4 separate regions of the Homo sapiens genome follow, and regions 1, 3 and 4 are each linked to region 2. A link is a loop called in an ENCODE intact Hi-C map of the cell type or tissue named here. Cell type or tissue: A673. All regions are shown on one strand. Each heading gives the region's core, and the rest is flanking DNA. Links, peaks and the distances in the headings are about the cores only. Region 1 has its middle 14 kb from the start of MIR4328. Region 2 has its middle 100 kb from the start of RTL3. Region 3 overlaps LOC107985670 (a long non-coding RNA gene). Region 4 overlaps PGK1 (phosphoglycerate kinase 1).

What was found. Hi-C counts contacts between places; a loop is a spot of excess contacts. Peaks named below come from ENCODE experiments on the same cell type or tissue, not always from the same donor. Only the 100,000 strongest peaks of a DNase experiment are listed, where the experiment ranks them.
Region 1: it touches region 2 in a loop (12-fold over the local background); 28 of 110 quality-filtered maps call a loop at or near these places.
Region 3: it touches region 2 in a loop (3-fold over the local background); 11 of 110 quality-filtered maps call a loop at or near these places.
Region 4: a loop joins it to region 2, with 4 times the contacts of the local background. A loop is called at or near these places in 3 of 110 quality-filtered maps.

The regions. Positions count from the first base shown.
Region 1 is chrX:78,884,778-78,888,777 of GRCh38, forward strand. No RefSeq gene overlaps it. Among named protein-coding and RNA genes, the nearest start is that of MIR4328, 14 kb to the right of the region's middle. In A673, for the core only: a CTCF peak has its summit at 1,990 (motif pointing left); a DNase peak (open chromatin) is centred at 1,984.
Region 2 is chrX:78,553,626-78,557,625 of GRCh38, forward strand. It overlaps the pseudogene UBE2V1P7. Among named protein-coding and RNA genes, the nearest start is that of RTL3, 100 kb to the right of the region's middle. In A673, for the core only: a CTCF peak has its summit at 1,948 (motif pointing right); DNase peaks (open chromatin) are centred at 1,966 and 2,256; H3K27ac peaks cover 2,874 bases.
Region 3 is chrX:78,706,197-78,710,196 of GRCh38, forward strand. All of the region lies in intron 2 of LOC107985670 (a long non-coding RNA gene), which reads left to right. Among named protein-coding and RNA genes, the nearest start is that of LPAR4, 40 kb to the right of the region's middle. In A673, for the core only: a CTCF peak has its summit at 2,225 (motif pointing left); a DNase peak (open chromatin) is centred at 2,195.
Region 4 is chrX:78,122,623-78,129,977 of GRCh38, forward strand. It overlaps PGK1 (phosphoglycerate kinase 1), which reads left to right. Exons shown (of 11, transcript NM_000291.4): 7 at 213-327; 8 at 573-752; 9 at 2,252-2,429; 10 at 2,705-2,803; 11 at 3,168-6,673. The coding sequence ends at 3,208. TAF9B (TATA-box binding protein associated factor 9b) reads right to left here. Exons shown (of 7, transcript NM_015975.5): 7 at 7,126-7,355. Among named protein-coding and RNA genes, the nearest start is that of TAF9B, 13 kb to the right of the region's middle. In A673, for the core only: a CTCF peak has its summit at 1,866 (motif pointing right); no DNase peak of the experiment used is centred there.

The DNA.
Region 1 (4,000 bases), core at 1-4,000, 330 kb after region 2:
AACTTAAACCAATTTACAAGAAAAAAACAAACAGCCCCATCAAAAAGTGGGCAAAGGATATGAACAGACACTTCTCAAAAGAAGACATTTATGCAGCCAGGAAACATATGAAAAAAAGGTCATCATCACTGGTCATTGGAGAAATACAAATCAAAACCACAATGAGATACCATCTCACGCCAGTTAGAATGGCAATCTTTAAAAAGTCAGGAAATGACAGATGCTGGAGAGGGTGTGGAGAAATAGGAACGCTCGTACACTGTTGGTGGGAGTATAAATTAGTTCAACCATTGTGGGAGACACTGTGGTGATTCCTCAAGCATCTAGAACCAGAAATACCATTTGACCCAGCCATCCCATTACTGGGTATATACCCGAAGGATTATAAATCATTCTACTATAAAGACACATGCACACGTATGTTTATTGCAGCATTGTTCACAATAGCAAAGAGTTGGAACCAACCCAAATGCCCATCAATGATAGACCAGATAAAGAAAATGTGGCACATATACACATATACACCATGGAAAACTATGCAGCCATGAAAAAGGATGAGTTCATCTCCTTTGCAGGGACATGGATGAGGCTGGAAACCATCATTCTCAGGAAACTAACGCAGGAACAGAAAACCAAACACTGCATGTTCTCTCTCATAAGTGGGAGTTGAACAATGAGAACACATGGACAGGGGGAGGGGAATATGACACACCGGGGCCTGTCAGGGGGTGGGGGGCTATGGGACAGATAGCATTAGGAGAAATACCTAATGTAGATGACGGGTTGATGGGTACAGCAAACCACCATGGCATGTGTATACCTATGTAACAAACCTGCACGTTCTGCACATGTATCCCAGAACTTAAATTATACAACAAAAGGTAAATAAATGGCTTTTAAATAACTTTAAAAATTGCTTTCTCCAGGATCATAATTTCAGGATTTTGATGTTTTGGGATTTCAGCATTCAAGATTATGGCATTTGTGATTGTATCTTTTAGGATTATGATTGGATCCTTTATATAAAAATGATCAGCATAGAGGAGTTAGTGGAGCCCATGAATATAAATTAGGAATAGTGATGGTGATGATGGTGATGACGATGATGATGTTGATGATGATGATGATGATAGTAACAATAAAAACTAGTATTCTTTTAGTATCTACTATTATATATGCCAGACGCTATGTAATTTATTTCTCACTTCACCCTGATGAGATGAAATGATTTGTCCAGGGTAATAAAATTGGTTAATGGTGGAACTTATATTTTAATTTAGGACTTGTTGATTTTAGAAATTAAGAGAACACAGAGAATGGAATGCTAGAGAATGTTGCCATTTGAGAGACTGACACAGAAAAAAACTAAAGGATACAGAGAGAAAACAGGCAGAGAGTTAGGAACAAACTTTGACAAAATGTCTGATGGAAATTAAGGAAGTGCAGGACTTTAAGAAGGAACAGTAGATATTAGATAACTTTGGTAGTATAGAATAGTGGTTATTGGCACAGAATCTGAACCCTAGAGTCTAGTGTTGCAACACAACTTTGCTATTTATTAGCTGTGTGATCTCAACCAGGGTACTTGTCCTCTCTGTGCATCCCTTTCTAATCTAGAAAATAATGATAAGAATAGTTGATTACCTCACAAGGTACCTTGAGTTGACTACCTCACAAGAAAAGGAATTGGGTTAGCTGGAGAAGAAAGTGAAGAGCTGAGTGTGGGTGAGGGAAAACAGAGGGGCTGAGAGACTAAAGAGAATAAAATGGTTGAAGAACATGGATAAGGAACTGACTGGGTGCTGGCACTAACTAGCTTGTGACTTTGGACAGGTCACCTCCCTAATGAGGCCCCAGTTTTTTTGTTTTTTGTTTTTTTCATTTTAAAAATGAAGATGCTGTAAGATGTGATCTGTGTACAATCTTTGTCCGATTCTGGATTCTACTTTTCCTTCTTTCATTGCACTGCCACCTAGTGTGTATAAAGTATATAGAAGAGACGCTATAAGAAAGAAATGCAAAAGAATCGGTGTTACCCTCTATTGCCTCGTCTTCACCCATCTGATGTCAGAAGCAACAAATAATATCAGTGGACTTAGAAGACCAAAGTGATGGAAGAGTCGTGGATGAATGGAGCCTGGGACCTGAATCATTACTAAAAGATGAACTGCTTAGAAATGTCACTTAATAAAAAACATTCTGTTGGACTGTTGCATGAGTAAGAAATACACTTTTGTATTAAAATACTGAAAAAAAGGTGGGGGGAGGGCAGGCGCGGTGGCTCACACCTGTAATCCCAGCACTTTGGGAGGCCAAGGCGGGTGGATCACCTGAGGTCGGGAGTTCAAGACCAGCCTGACCAACCTGAAGAAACCCTGTTTCTACTAAAAATACAAAATTGGCCAGGCGTGGTGGTGCATGCCTGTAATCCTAGCTACTTGGGAGGCTGAGGCAGGAGAATCCCTTGAACCTGGGAGGCGGAGGTTGTAGTGAGCCGAGATCGTGCCATTGCACTCCAGCCTGGGCAACAAGAGTGAACTCTGACCCAGAAAAAAAAAAAAAAGAGTCATTTTAAGAAAATAAAAACCATGAGCAAGTATGTTTACGGAAGAGTGAGGATACACCTGGATGAATTATATCTGAGACTGTTGAATATTTGCTTGCCTTTTTCTCTCAGAAATATTTTTCTTTTCATGACTCACCTCTCCCATTTTTCCCAGATACCATTTCTACTTAGAGGCAGTCTCACTTAGTGTCTGGCTCTTAGAGAGAAATAATTTCAGATACTTTCAGAGTTTCAAAAAAAAATCAATAGCCTTTTTAAGTTCCAAATAAACGAATGTCTAATGGAGAAATTTAAGATGATACTAATATTGGTAGAGTATGTATATTTGACCGATAACGTCTCTTCAAATTATCTTCTTCCACAGTGGATGGTAGTTAGTCCAAATATACTGGCAAGGGGGAGCAAGTGTGAACCAGTTGGAAAAGGTGAAGCAAGCAAAGGAAATGAGAACAAGGCATCAAAAATGCATTTTTTAACAAATAGAAACATAATTTCATTGAATGAGCAAAATTTGGTGCAATAAGGAAGTTTATAAGACTTTGGGTCTTCTCATATTTATATCCAGTATTATAAGCACATACCTCAATTTACTGCACTTCGCTTAATTGTGCCTTGTAGATATTGCTTTTTTTTTTTTTTTTTCCAAATTGAAGGTTTGTGGCAGTCCTGTGACCAGCAAGTTTATCAGCACCATTTTTCCAACAGCAGGTGCTCACTTCATGTCTTTGTGTTACCTTTTGGTAATTGTTACATTTTCATTATTTTTATATAATTAAACTCTTTCATTTTTTTTTGTCTATTATGGTAATCTGTGATCAGTGATCTTTGAAGTTAATACTTTAATTGTTTGGGGACACCATGAACTGCACCCGCATAGCACACGTGAACTTAATTGATAAATGTTGTATGTGTTCTGACTGCTCCACTGACTGACCATTTCAACAGCTCTCCTCCCTCTCCTTGGGATGCAACAATACTGAAATTAGGCCAATTAATAATCCTACACAAACCTCTAAATGTTCAAGTGAAGGGAAATGTTGTATGTCTCTCTTTTTAAATAAAAAGCTATAAATAATTAAGCTTAGTAAAGAAAGCATATTGAAAACTGAGGCTAAAAGTCCTCTTGTGTCAGACAGCCTAATTGTGAGTGGAAAGGAAAACTTCTTAAGGAATGTTAAAATTGCTACTCCACTGAACACACAAATATCAGGGAAGTAAAACAACTTATTGCTGATATGAAGAAAGTTTTAGTGATCTGGATAGGTCAAACCAGCCATAACATTCCCTTAAGGCAAAGCCTAATTCAGAGGAAGATCCTAATTCTCTTCAATCCTGTGAAGACTGAGAGAGGTGAGAAAGCTGTAAAAGTTTGAAGCTAGCACAGGTTCATGAGGTTTAAAGAGCCATAATATAAAAGTACAAGGTGAAGCAGTA
Region 2 (4,000 bases), core at 1-4,000:
TTTATAGCAGCACAATTTGCAATTGCAAAAATATGGAGCTGGCCCAAATGCCCATCAATTAACAAGTGGATAAAGAAAATGTTGTGTGTACATATATATATATACACACACATATATATGTGTGTGAATATATATGTGTGTATATATATGGTGTGTATATATAGTGTATATATGGTGTGTATATATATATAGTATATTTATGGTGTATACATATGCATATTTGGTTGTGTGTGTGTATATATTTTATATATATATAAAATGACTGAGTGGTATTCCATGGTGTGTGTACCATGGAATACTATTCAGCCATAAAAAGGAGTAAAATAATGGCATTTGCAGCAACCTGGATGGAGTTGAAGATCATTATTCTAAATGAAGTAAATCAGGAATGGAAAATCAAACACCATATGTTCTCACTTATAAGTGGGAGCTAAGCTAGCTACGAGGACACAAAGGCATAATTATGATTTGATGGACCTTGCGGACTCATTGGGAAGGGTGGGAGGGGGGTGAGAGATAAAAGACTGCACATTGGGTATAGTGTATACTGCTCGGGTGATGAGTGCACCAAAATCTCGGATATCATTAGTAAAGAACTTATCCACGTAATCAAACACCACCTGTTCTCCAAGAACCTATTGAAATAAAAAAATAGAATAAAAAAAGATGACACTCTTACATTTTTCTTAAAGTAAATTTCATGGCAACAGTTTTTTGGGATGCCCAAGGCACTCTGCTTTTCAACTTTCAGGAGGACCAAAGAATGATAGCACTCGTGCCAAGGCTGTTGCATGACAACTCCAATGCTATATTAGTTCTGTTATTTTGCTGGCACTAATACAGCTCTTAGGTCCACCACTTAATTAGAACTATTAATTTCATTCATATGATTTTTTGTTAAAATATTACAAAGGGTTGGGTGTTTCTGTATATTTAGGTCTACATCCTGTTTTAAGGTTGCATATCGAATTTTCATAAATTGTTTGTAGAGACCCAACTATAACTTCTGTCCATCTTGTGTTATCTCTTCATCATTTTTAGACCCCCAGCTAACTGTGCCAACTCCTACTACTTTATGACCTTCTTTAATTTCTTCCAATAATCAGAAATTGTAAGGGACTTTTATTTTTCTGGAGTAAAATTGCCTGAATTCAAGTCCTCCTCTACCACTCACTTTTCTGTGTGACTTTAGGCAAGAGACTTGAAACTTTCTTTGGTCTCAGTTTCCCATCTTAAATGGGAGAAAATAATATCAACTTTATAGAGTTTCTGGCAAGGTAAAATATTGTAATAAACTCTTGGCACATGGTGAAACATAAAGACACTAGAAGAGTTGGTACTTACTAAGCCATTATATCCAGCCTTTAATTATTATGACTACACAGTGCAACAACTTCTAGGAGTATCCCCATTTTAGAAATGAGAAAACACAATGGATTCTAATGGAAAGAGTGAAGATTAAAGCACAAGCTTCTTATCTGTTATGTTCATAAATGTCTACTAGCATAGACTCCGTAGTTCTCTAAGGAATTTTTTTATAAACACAATTTACAATAAAGCAAATTCGTGTTTAGTGAGTCCTACAAGCTTGTCTCCCAAATTAAAACTTTTTTTTACTACTTCATGAAAATCATTCTTAAGTGCAACTGGATTTTTTTTTCTTCAAATGCATTGCAGTGAAAAACACGATGACTTGGAATTTGATTTATGATTTGGAATTACTGCCATGATTTATGCTAAGGTGCGTGAAGTTTTACCTACTATTGCTTTTGAGCCATCAATGCAGATGTCAACATAGTGGAAAAGACAAACGACATCTTCATATTATTATGAAAATAATTTTGACCTCATGAACCCCCTGAATATGTCTCAGGTACCCTCAGGGGTTCATTGACCACACTGAGAAACACTGACTGAGCAGCCACCTAAAATCATGCATTTTTACTATATTCCACAAGATGGTGATATTGTAATGTGCATCAGAAATTAAAAGTTGGGTCACAATTGAATAATTTAAAAAAATTGTTCACTTTCAGAAAATTATGTGGGTAAAATATTTCCTTCCTTCCTTCCTTCCTTCCTTCCTTCCTTCCTTCCTTCCTTCCTTCCTTTCTCTCTCTCTCTCTCTTTCTTTCTTTCTTTCTAGAAAATTTACTTGGTGAGCTCTTGAAACACCAAGTCCATCTTTTCTGAGTCCTAACTTTCATCATGGAAACTTGCTTTCTAAATACGGCTTTACCAATGGCTGCCTCCTACAGAAACCTAATGTTAATTTGGAGGATGACATTTTGCAATTGCGGAAACCAACAGGCTCTTGGAACCTTATCATTTAGTGCTTTTTAATTAAGAAAATTTTACCTTCTTCCAAATGACAATTTCACTTTTGTAGTTGCATATCACATGCTCTGGAATTCTATGAATCTTTATTGGAGAAAGGATCCCTCAGTTCTGTGGTTCTTACGCCTTTTATGTTTTGAGTGAAGGAATACAGATCCACTTGTGAATTTGATAAAAGCTGTGGATTCTCATCCCAGAAAAATGTACATGCATCTATGTGAAATTTTGCATACAATTTCACATGGCTCATTGTATTCTGAAGTTATTACTTGGATTAAGAACCTCTGCCTTAGTGGAAGAAACTATTGCCAAACCTCATATAGCCCCTTCAGCTTAGGTTAAAAAAAAAACAGTTGATATTAGAGGAAAGAGATATAAAGTCTTTATATAATCTTACTGCTTTGTCCTTATTACAGACTTTGTCTATACGCTGTAAAATAGTGTTTTCCTCACTTAAACATCCCATGCCTCTTGTTGATAAGAGTACAAATGTCATGCACCCATCAGAATTCTGATATAGATTTTTTGCCAAAAGGGACTTTTCTCTTCACCTCCCGAATTATGCTGTATGTTTTTCATATCCCCCACTAGTCAGGAAGATTTTGCCAGGCTTTATTTTTGTATTTATGTTGCAAAGCAGTGCTACCTTTTTCATTTTTTAGGTATAAAATTATAATATTTAAAATGATAGTTTTTTTTCAAATTATCTGCAAACTACACTACCTTCAGAGCTTTTGACATTTTTTGAAAAGTTCTACCTTCTGAAATTCCTACATTATTAGACTTTCATACATTTAATTTTTGTAGACATTTCTTTTGGACTATTTCCCTATGGCAAATAGTCTAGAAAAGGGAACCTGTAAAGTCACTGATTTAAGATATCTTCTGAAGAATTTTTTTTTTCATAAAAACAATTTTAGAGAGTCTGGAAATGTTTTATTTGCATTTTTTAAATGTATGTATTTTGGCTTAAATATGTAAATAAGAATATGTAATATATGTTTTTCTGCGTGTAGCTTATTTTATTTAACATAATATCTTCCAGTTCATCCATATTTGGCAAATGAAAGACTTTCATTCTTTTATATGACTAAATAATATTCCATTTTGTATCTGTACCACTTTTTTATTCATTTATTCATTGATGAAAACTTAGATGGATCATTAAACATCATGTGCTTATATTGACATGTACACCTAAATATGTATAATTATTATTAATCCATAATAATTATAGATATTTAAAAAACATGAAATGTGTCTATGATTAAATACAGTTAAAACTTATAATTTTCATAAAAATAAAATGTATATTTATGACTGAAACAAAAACTTCAAACACATATATTCATAAGTTTTATGAATCAAATTTAACACCACCTTAACTTGTGATCTTTTTAACTTTGTCATATAAATTAATTATAAATTTGAACTCATAAATTAGATTTATATTAATAAAATGACACTCTCTTTTTGTGTTCTTTTTTGGAAAAGGGTCAGTATATAATTTTGCCTGGTAATAGGATTCTTCTCAGATTATTGCCTTAAACTATTATTTACACCACTGTCACATATTCCTCTCCCCATATAATTGCCCCTTTCATGTTTTCCCATTCTTACTACCATGCTGTCTCACATTTCCCTTCATCTCTCTCATCATACT
Region 3 (4,000 bases), core at 1-4,000, 150 kb after region 2:
AAAGGACACTTTGCAGTTTTATTTCAGTTTTCATTTCTGCTTTTAATCATAAATTGGCCATGGTTGACTGGACAGCATTTTAAATGACCCAGAAAATGTTTCCAGTCTTTCTACAAAAAGGGCTCTCTTTTGGGTACTTTTTCCTATTGCAAATATGCTTAAAAAACAGATTTCTTGGCTTCTTCTGCAGTAAATATCCTTGTTCCATTAGACGAAGCTGTTCTTTTTCTCCTGCAAAACTAACCTACAAATATTTTGAAATATAGTAGTTAATCCTTGTAACATACTAGAATTGTTTAATTTTTTGAGCTGCACACTCAGCCTGACAAAAACTGTAACATACACATATCTATCTAAAAATGGCTGCTGTCTTTCTTTCTTTACTGTTACAAAAATTTCAGCTGGGGAGATTCTCCTACCTACCCTTAACCCTTGTCATATTCTGGTTCACGGTAAGGAAGGATTTTATTTTAATGAATATTTCAGAGAATGAGTCTCTCTAGTGTAAAAAAAATATGTCAGACTTTTGAAACAACATTTTCTTCCTGGTGTGCTGTACTTTGTGGAATGAAAGCCCATAAACCAAAGGCTCTGGAAAAAGATGCCAAGGTCACAAATATTTACCTGAAGGAAGTAACAGGATATAAGAGTCAAAAAAGTAAAATATAAAATAAAAGAAAAAACAGTGAAATGAAAGTTGCTGTGGATAGTTTTAGTGAGCTGAGTTCATTTAAAGGCAGAAGCAGAACTTTCCAGAGGTATGGCAAGAGCAAATGTTTTTTCTCCATCTCAAACCTAAAGGAGAATAAGTGTCTTACAATTGAGCTTCACTGAATATAGTTTGCACAATCATTTTTGCGACATAAGAGTGAGGTTAGAAAATAAGTACAAGTTAAAATTAGCAAAGAACTAGCTGAAGTCATATGCATATACAGACCCAATTTCTCATTCCAAGAAGCATTCAATTAAGTATTTGAAGGACTTTTTCAGTAAATATAATTTAGTCCCAAGGTAAGCCAAAGGCTATATTTTATTTTTCATTTTAAGCAGAACTAGATTATTTTGGTTTGGTTTAAACCTATGAAACTAGAAATAGTGCCACTTTCATGTAGGTTAACAGTCATATTTCTGTGCCTTTGGTTACAGATTCCCGAAAATGTCTAGCAGACCTATATATTCTATGATAACTGAATTATTCTTACAAATGTTAGTCTAAAAGCTTTTTCTGCTAACAAAACTGAGATATTGGTACCAAAATTCGTTCTTCATATTTCAAACAAAGATGGGAAAGAGTTGTAGTCAAAGCTATGTTAGCTCGCTTGTTTAACCAGTACTTTACACAGCTCTTGAACATTTGCTCTATGAACAACTGATGTTGGCTTTCAAGTCTCTCTCTCATTGGATTTTTGTTCCAGTTGGATACATAATAGTAAAGTTGCAATATTTAGGAAAAATACTGAGGCTTCAATGGGAATGGAATAGCCAAACAAACATTCAGAACTTTTATGCTTTGGGGCGTAAGAACAGAGAAAGGCTGTGTTAAGGCAAATGATACAGTATCAATTTCTGTGAAATTCCCATTTGATGAATAATGTGCAGTAGCACAGATAATCTATCAAGGAGCCCCAACAAGTTTACGTTTTCCAATAGTAAGGAGCAGGAGACCAATATAATGGACTCTAATTATGTTACACCTTCTGTGAGCATAAACTTTATTTCCATGAGAATGTAAGGTACGTCAATTAAATGTTTTGTTGCCTTCTATCGTAGCTGGTAATCTTAAAATCACTGGTAATATTTTCCCCACAAAAATATTTATCTTAAGTAAACCATTTAATAATGAATAAATTAAGGCAGGAGGTATACGACATTTTCCCCTAACTAAAGGGAAGCTAAAGAAGTTACTTCTACACTTTTCATTAGCTAGGGGCAATTACTATTGATGCAAACATGTCTGAATCCACAACTTTGTGGACTTAAGTAAAAGTTTCTCTTAAAACCCTGGTGACATTATCCAGAAGGCTAGAGGAGGCCTGTATGGATTGGGAATTGACAGGCCTTACGTCTTCTGTATTCTCTGGTGAATGAATACCCACCACCCACCAACTCCCACTTCCCTACTTGTAAAATGGGAACCTGCAAATGGTGAACAGCCATCTGGGCAAGGAGCTGTGCTTCCAAACTGATGAAGGAAGCAGCTGCCCTCTAGAGGAGGACTGAAAAAGGGATTAGCCAGATTTCTTTGCAGGGCAGGCCACACGTTGGGATGCTCAGAAAATCGATAGCTTCCAAATGTTCTTTGTGTTCCCTACAGTAATGGGTCTCTGAGGCAGAGCCAGACTTAGAGCCACATGTGAAAGGAGATTATTAAATACATACTTCTCCTCATTGTGCCTCAAGATTAGTTGAGAGAAATACATTAAAAATAATGGGAAAACTGGATCACCACAGTGAAATAACTCATGGTAGAAAGCAATCATTTGAACCTAATTAACAGTGCACTTACTGGAAAATCAACAGCTATCCAGCTAAAAGAGTTCAGAAATTTGGTCATAGAGGCAATAGTCACCTGAACTTGTATCTGAAACACCAAGGAATGGTCTTGTGATCAATCGAATTGTTTTTATTTTGGCCTTCATTTTCTTCTCTCTTACTTAATCTCTTAGGCTAGCAGCCACAACCTGTCTTCTCCCTTCCTCTCTATTCTGGGCCCCATTTCAAGGACACTTTCACAAGCATTTTCCATTCCTTTGATTTCTTCACCTTCTATCTCACAGCTTTGGCAATTCCTGCCCAGGCTTGATTCAGTTCAGTGGTCCACTTTGCCTGTTCTTGTTCCCAGGCTGCTGAAGACCCATCTGGGGAAAATTACATATTCATGTTCATTGGCTTCATGACAAATGCATGCTTTCCAATCTCAGCTCGGCCCTCAACTCTTATCCTTAATCCGTTTCTCATCCATAGTTGGCTTCTTCTACTTTTTCCCACAGCAGCTGTTCCAAACCTTCATTTTTCTTCTCAGGCCCACACTTCTGGCCTTCTCATTTTGAGCAGATAACCTACATTTCTGTTTATCTTTTAAAAATGCCATCAGGTGACAGTTCTCTCCTACTTCCCCATCCAATGTTCTTGTAGTCATTCATTCTTTTTCTTCTCCTCTCCTATATCATTGAACCTCGTTTTAATTCTTCTCACCTTTTCTCACAGCTTGCAAATGTGTTCCAGTATCAACTGTTTTACACAAACTCCAAATCCTTTATTCCTCTCCCAATGCTTCAAGCTATATCTGCTTCATTCATTTCATAACCAAACTTCTTGTAAACATAGTTAATATTTGGTGTCTCGAATTCTTCTTCTTGAATTTACTTCTCAACCCACATGTATTCAGATTTCTGCTAGGCTTGTCACAAAAGAGTTATAAAAATCAGTAGTACACTTGCATCTCTCCCCTAACATTTCCTGCTTTCCAGAGGCAATCACTTTCTTCTAGCTGTTAAATTAGTTAACATGAAACCACCTGCTTTCCAGCTTCTAAAATTATATGGTTGTCTCCTTTCTTTCTCGCTTTGCATCTGTGGGTTCATGACTTTTAAAAATCCATACTGCTGTATTAGAGGAATTTGAGGAAGGAACAAAAGTAGATACTAAGGTTCAATCAGTGATGTCTCAGCTTCCTTTCTCATTTCATTCTACCTGTTCTTCTTGTGTGATCACATTCACTCCCTTGGCTTCAACTGCATCCTTTATGAATATGACTCAATAATATATATCTCCCATTGTGAATTTTTTTCTGAACATCAGGCCATCTATCTATGGTACTAGAATTCTCCGGGTAGGTGTCCTATAGGCATGTCAATACAACCTATTCAAAACCAAACTCATCTTTTCCCCTCCAAATTTGTTCTCCCTCCTTCCTTTCTACTCCTAGCTAATGATATCACTCAGTCATTTAAGCTAGGATATGTAGAGTCATGCTCATTGACTTCCCAAACAAGGAACT
Region 4 (7,355 bases), core at 1-4,000, 430 kb before region 2:
ATACACTGATGTCTGGAGCCATACCTTAAAAGGATTTCTTAGAAATGGATTGAGTTTTTGGGTTGGAGAAACATAGGGCAAAGTTAGGCAGTACTTTTGTCACTTTGAGACTTTCTCTGTTCCTGTGCCTTGAAATAGAAACTCAGTTTCTATGTAATACCACTTCTCTAGTCCATTCTTCTTTAAGTGATGATTCTTGCTTTCTCTTGTAGAGCTAAAGTTGCAGACAAGATCCAGCTCATCAATAATATGCTGGACAAAGTCAATGAGATGATTATTGGTGGTGGAATGGCTTTTACCTTCCTTAAGGTGCTCAACAACATGGAGGTAGGAAACAAATGCCAAGTGGATGTGAAATAGCTCTCCATGATAATAGCAGGTTGTATAAATGTAAAAAGAAAACAGTCTTTTGACATGAGCCCTGAAAATTCCCATTTTTATTTATTTTGGCAAGTCTTTCGTCTTTGCATTGTTCCTTTATATTGTATTGTGTCTGGTTCCTGTCTGCTTTGTGAGGCAGTCTTGTTCTTAGTATAGATGCTGACCTCCATCATTTTGGCTCCCCTGTGTAGATTGGCACTTCTCTGTTTGATGAAGAGGGAGCCAAGATTGTCAAAGACCTAATGTCCAAAGCTGAGAAGAATGGTGTGAAGATTACCTTGCCTGTTGACTTTGTCACTGCTGACAAGTTTGATGAGAATGCCAAGACTGGCCAAGCCACTGTGGCTTCTGGCATACCTGCTGGCTGGATGGTGAGTCACTTGAGTGGGTTGGTAGTGTGAGTGAACAGAAACTCTGTGGTGTCATTTATTCATTGATTCAGCCAATCAACAAGCATTTTAAAACAATCTCTATAGGAGATCTGTCAGAGAGGGCTCTGCATGTTGCAGTGAGTCCCTCATGGAAGAATCCATGGGAGAAAAGCAGTGCTATTGGATTACTGGCCTTCAGTAATGCAGTAATGTGTTGCAAAACTTTGTTGTTGTTGTTTTTTTTTTTTTTTTTGAGACAGAGTCTCGCTGTGTCACCAGGCTGGAGTGCAGTGGCATGATCTCGGCTCACTGCAACCTCTGCCTCCCAGGTTCAAGTGATTCTCCTGCCTAACCCTCCCCAGTAGCTGGGACTACAGGTGTGCACCACCATGCCCAGCTAATTTTTGTATTTTTCATAGAGACGGGGTTTCACCATGTTGGTCAGGATGATCTCAATCTCTTGACCTCATGATCCACCTGCTGCGGCCTCCCAAAGTGCTGGGATTACAGGCGTGAGCCACTGTGCCCGGCCCATTTTTAGTTTTATCTGTTTTTTCTTCATCTGTTTAATGTGTATTAAGTACTTACTGCGTACTGGAGATAGTGTCATGTACTTTCATGGTTTGGGTTGTTTTGGATTATGTTGCTATCTAGAAAGCTATATAAGAAAACTTTCTCATATGAAAAAATTAAGTATACTGATTACAAGCAGGGAGAAATGTAAGTGTATATTAAAGACTAATATAGTTGATTTTAGGGTGCTCCAAATATCATTTTGATTGCTGTATAAAATTGTATCATGTTTTTACATGCTAGTTTGCTTATTTTTCTTTTCAGGCATTCACGTATTATTTAGTTCAGTGTTTCTCAAAGTATGTTCCTAAGACCAGCAGTATCAGTATCATTTTTGGAACTTGTTAAAAATGCAAGTTCTTGGGTCCCACCCCAGACCTACCGAATCAGGAACTGAGGGTGGGGCCAAACAGTCTGTTTGAATAAGCCCTCCTGGTGATTCTCATGCATGGCAAAGTTTGAGTACTACTGATCTAGTTTACTGTCATTCCCAACACTATTGACATCTGTTGTTTTGTGGGGGACTGTTGAATTGTAAGGTTGTTTAAAGCATCCTTGGCCACTAGATGCCAGTAGCACCCTCCCAAGTTGCAACAACAATATTTCTAGACATTGCCACATGCCTATCTATTATGAAGGGGCAGAACTGACCTGGTTGAGAACCATTGATCTAGTTTTCACTAACATAAATAGTGTGGCTAAGAATGTCTTTATTAAATAACTTTTGAGGTTTTCCGTTAGACTTGATCTTCCATACAGTAGAATTTTTGAGTATAAAGGGCATGAACAGGTTTATAAAGACTGAAGGGTACTATTTGTTTCTAGAAGAAACTTTGGTGTGCAGCCCTGAGTTCTGGTCTTGGTGGAGGTGGTGTTTAAGTAGCTTTTCTTGATAGCTCATCTTCTCTTTCACCTCTACCCCTCAGGGCTTGGACTGTGGTCCTGAAAGCAGCAAGAAGTATGCTGAGGCTGTCACTCGGGCTAAGCAGATTGTGTGGAATGGTCCTGTGGGGGTATTTGAATGGGAAGCTTTTGCCCGGGGAACCAAAGCTCTCATGGATGAGGTGGTGAAAGCCACTTCTAGGGGCTGCATCACCATCATAGGTAAGCGGTCCTATACAAAGCTAATACCCATATAAGCTGGCAGAATTCTGATCAGAGGAAGGTGGAATGGAGAACTTCTTCTATGTCTCTTTATTCTGGGTAAATGTTAAGAGGTAAACAGGTAGGTAATTTACAGAGGAGCCTCTTGGTAAGATAGAGTTGGGGGTTTATCAGCTACCTTTTGGGTTGGGGAGCACACTGCCTTACAGTTTTGGTGCCAATCCCTTTTTTTTCTTTTCTCTCTTTTCCCTTTTTACCTGGCTTTCATTCAACAGGTGGTGGAGACACTGCCACTTGCTGTGCCAAATGGAACACGGAGGATAAAGTCAGCCATGTGAGCACTGGGGGTGGTGCCAGTTTGGAGCTCCTGGAAGGTGAGGGTCTTCTGTTTTTTGGCTTGTTTGGGATAAGGGTGGACTGTGCAGTGAGAGGTGGGTAGAATGGAGTGGAGAAAGTTAGAAGGTAGTGTTGTCATTAGCAGTCATTACTACCTGGGCAGTACAGAGGAACTTCAGATAAAGCTCCTGGCATCCACTGAGGCGGGGAGGGACAGATAGAAACTTGGTCTGAGAGTTATGGTCTAGTAGACCTGGAATCCACAATGTAAAAGTTGGCCAGCTCCTGGCCATATATCCTAAAAAAGAGCTGGCATGTTATTGGGAAGATAAAGTGGGGGAAATCTGGCTTACTGGGCCCTATAGTAATGCTGTCTATGTATGTGTGCTCTCTCAAAAACAGGTAAAGTCCTTCCTGGGGTGGATGCTCTCAGCAATATTTAGTACTTTCCTGCCTTTTAGTTCCTGTGCACAGCCCCTAAGTCAACTTAGCATTTTCTGCATCTCCACTTGGCATTAGCTAAAACCTTCCATGTCAAGATTCAGCTAGTGGCCAAGAGATGCAGTGCCAGGAACCCTTAAACAGTTGCACAGCATCTCAGCTCATCTTCACTGCACCCTGGATTTGCATACATTCTTCAAGATCCCATTTGAATTTTTTAGTGACTAAACCATTGTGCATTCTAGAGTGCATATATTTATATTTTGCCTGTTAAAAAGAAAGTGAGCAGTGTTAGCTTAGTTCTCTTTTGATGTAGGTTATTATGATTAGCTTTGTCACTGTTTCACTACTCAGCATGGAAACAAGATGAAATTCCATTTGTAGGTAGTGAGACAAAATTGATGATCCATTAAGTAAACAATAAAAGTGTCCATTGAAACCGTGATTTTTTTTTTTTTCCTGTCATACTTTGTTAGGAAGGGTGAGAATAGAATCTTGAGGAACGGATCAGATGTCTATATTGCTGAATGCAAGAAGTGGGGCAGCAGCAGTGGAGAGATGGGACAATTAGATAAATGTCCATTCTTTATCAAGGGCCTACTTTATGGCAGACATTGTGCTAGTGCTTTTATTCTAACTTTTATTTTTATCAGTTACACATGATCATAATTTAAAAAGTCAAGGCTTATAACAAAAAAGCCCCAGCCCATTCCTCCCATTCAAGATTCCCACTCCCCAGAGGTGACCACTTTCAACTCTTGAGTTTTTCAGGTATATACCTCCATGTTTCTAAGTAATATGCTTATATTGTTCACTTCTTTTTTTTTTATTTTTTAAAGAAATCTATTTCATACCATGGAGGAAGGCTCTGTTCCACATATATTTCCACTTCTTCATTCTCTCGGTATAGTTTTGTCACAATTATAGATTAGATCAAAAGTCTACATAACTAATACAGCTGAGCTATGTAGTATGCTATGATTAAATTTACTTATGTAACTTTTATTGTCTTTGGCATTAACAGTGTTTCAAAAAATTTTCTGTGTATACCCATCAGTGATTCATTCCCAAATCTTCTAGAAGCATAAGTGTCTCAATATATTAAAACATATTGAATAATCCTTGTTAGAGTTATCCCTGCAGGAGTCCTTAGTGCTCCTTTATCCAATTTGTACTTGATGCCCTCTAGGCAGGGTGTACAGCTAGCTGTTGCTCTGGTATTTCCTATAACCTTCTTGGGGATTTCTTTTACCTCCTGTGTTAGACTCCTGTTTTCTGGATTCCCCCTTTTCCCTCTTTCTTGGTCTACTTTTTGTAGAACACAAGACTCTACTAGCTTCCTGAGAAAGGGTGCCTGGGAGGCAAAATCTCTAAGACTTTGTAAGTCTGAAAATGTCTTTATTCGACCCTTATACTTGATTCCTAGTTTGGCTATATATAGAATTTTAGCCTGAGTATCACTTTTTGAGACTCGAAGCCACTGTTTCATTGTCACTATTGAGAATCTAAATGGCCATTCGGATTCTTTCATCATCTTTATAATTTTACCTTCCTATTTCTTTCCTGTCCTTTTAATGGAGTTTTGGGAGAGAGCAGAGGTAAACATGATTTGAAAAAGCCATGTCTGACCAGAAATTCTGTGCTGGAAAGATATGTATTTCACCTTTAGGGACAAAGAAATAAACTTTTGGACAGGACCACAGAGCTAGTAAGTAACAGCAGGGATTCAAGTCCAGGTTTGTCTGGTTCCAGTGGCTGATGCTTTTCCAATGTGCCTCCGTCCCTGACATGATGCTTCTAGGCTATAGATGCTTCTAGACTCTATCCCTGACATGATGCTTCTAGACTATTTTGTTTAACCCTGGATAGAATAGCAAAAGAAAATTTTGGTGGTTGCTCTAAACAAAACAGAAATTTGAAAGCTCAAGTTTTTTCTTCATTTGTATTTTAGTTAATACTGTACCCATATTTGTAGTTAATTTTAAATTGTACCATGTTTCTGCATACCTCTATGGGTACTCAGGAATTCTAGTCCAATTTTTGTGACTTTTTCCTACTGATTACCTTTCCTCCAACGTTTTAAAAATTATTTCAAATGGAACTGAAAGAAGCATAAACTCCCATAAACCCAGCACCTAGACTCTACAATTGCCAACATTATCTATCCAACAATCTCTGACTGTACCTTTTAAGTACTTTCTACTGGACTGTTTCCAGGATCACCCCTCATTTATTTGGGTTGTTAACCTAAAGAATGAATGGGGGAATCTCCAGTCATAAACAACTTGTCAATTAGGCAAATATTTGAGTTCCTTCTATGTGCTTAAAGACGTGATAGAGGGAATATAAGAGCATTTATGTTCTGAAGGAATTTTTAACCTAACCAAAGAAGATAGTAGATAACTTGTGTGCATATAAGCTAGAACAGTATAAGGGGCCGGGCATGGTGGCTTACGCCTGTAATCCCAGGACTTTGGGAGGCCAAGGCGGGCAGATCACCTGTCAGGAGTTTGGGACCAGCCTGGCCAACATGGTGAAACCCCGTTTCTACCAAAAATACAAAAATTAGCCGGGCGTGGTGGCGTGTGCCACTGTAGTCCCAGCTATTCAGAAGGCTGAGGCAGGAGAATCACTTGAACCCGGGAGGTGGAGGTTGCAGTGAGCTGAGATCACGCTACTGCATTCCTGCTTGGGCGACAGAGTGAGACTCTGCCTCAAAACAAAAACCCCACAAAACAGTATAAGGATGTGCTTTCTAATTTGGAATTATGAATTATTGGTAAAATATTGCAAAGGTGTATGCTTTAAGTTGTAAATTCACCTTTAACCCTAGACTATATATGTGTGTTTATATGCAGAAAAAAATAATTCCCATGTCGTAAGTGAACAATTTGGTTCTTTAGCTCAGTGTTTTCCTGTTTTCTTCATTTCCAAAATTTCCCTCTAGCACAGGGGTTTACACATGATCAAAAAGGAGTATACAATGAAGACACCTTCCTCAGTCCCCTACCTACCAGTTTCCCTCCCCAGAAGCAACCTCTGGAAGACCAGTTTCTTTCAATCTAAGGCTATTTAATATACATTAAGAGGCCGGGCGCAGTGGCTCACGCCTGTAATCCCAACAACACTTTGGGAGGCCCAGGCAGGCGGGTCATGAGGTCAGGAGATTGAGACCATCCTGGCTAACACGGTGAAACCCTGTCTCTACTAAAAATACAAAAAATTAGCTGGGCGTGATGGTGGGCGCCTGTAGTCCCAGCTACTCGGGAGGCTGAGGCAGGAGAATGGCGTGAACCTGGGAAGCGGAGCTCGCAGTGAGCCGAGATCACGCCACTGCACTCCAGCCTGGGCAACAGTGAGACTCTGCATAAAGAGCATACCCATGTGTGTACCTATCTATCTATCTATCTATCTATCTATCTATCTATCTATCTGTATATAGATATATTAAAATGTAAATGGTGGCATACCTGCTGTTCTGTAGTTGATTAGTGTTTTCTTTCCTGCCTCTTGAATATTCCCTGTCACCTTGGATCCCTTAGAACATAGTGTGCATCACATCTTCCATTCTCACCCCGCCCCATGCTGGCTATATTCCTATATTCGTACTCAGATCATAGACACTTGTTTGCTACCCATAAAAGGAAGAACTGGAGGTAACAGTGTCCTCATCCCATTTACCATCAGCACATATTATTTTTTAAAAATTCCACCTAGAAGCTGAAGGACAACAGATTTAAACCCATATTCTTCTACTCATTTTCAATTTGCTTCACTATGATGGTGTCACATGCTGATTCCAGATAAAAGCAAGTGATTTTCTGATATATAACCATTAAACAAATCTTACTGGTCTTTGGCCATCAGAATTACTGGGCTTTGTTCATCTCCCTTGAATCCTAAAAAATGAAAACACTGATAAGCTCAAATTTTTATTAACCTTGGAACAAATGCAATAATTCCTTACAGTCATATAGCATTTTACAATTCTGAAAGAATTTTCACATATACCAATTGAACCCTCACAACAGCCCTGTGAGGTAGGCAGGGTAGGTGTTACTTTCCTACTGCTAGTGAGGAGAACAAGGCTAAGAGGTGAAGTAAGGTCACACAGTTGGTAAATGATGGAGCTAGGACTAGAACCTAGGC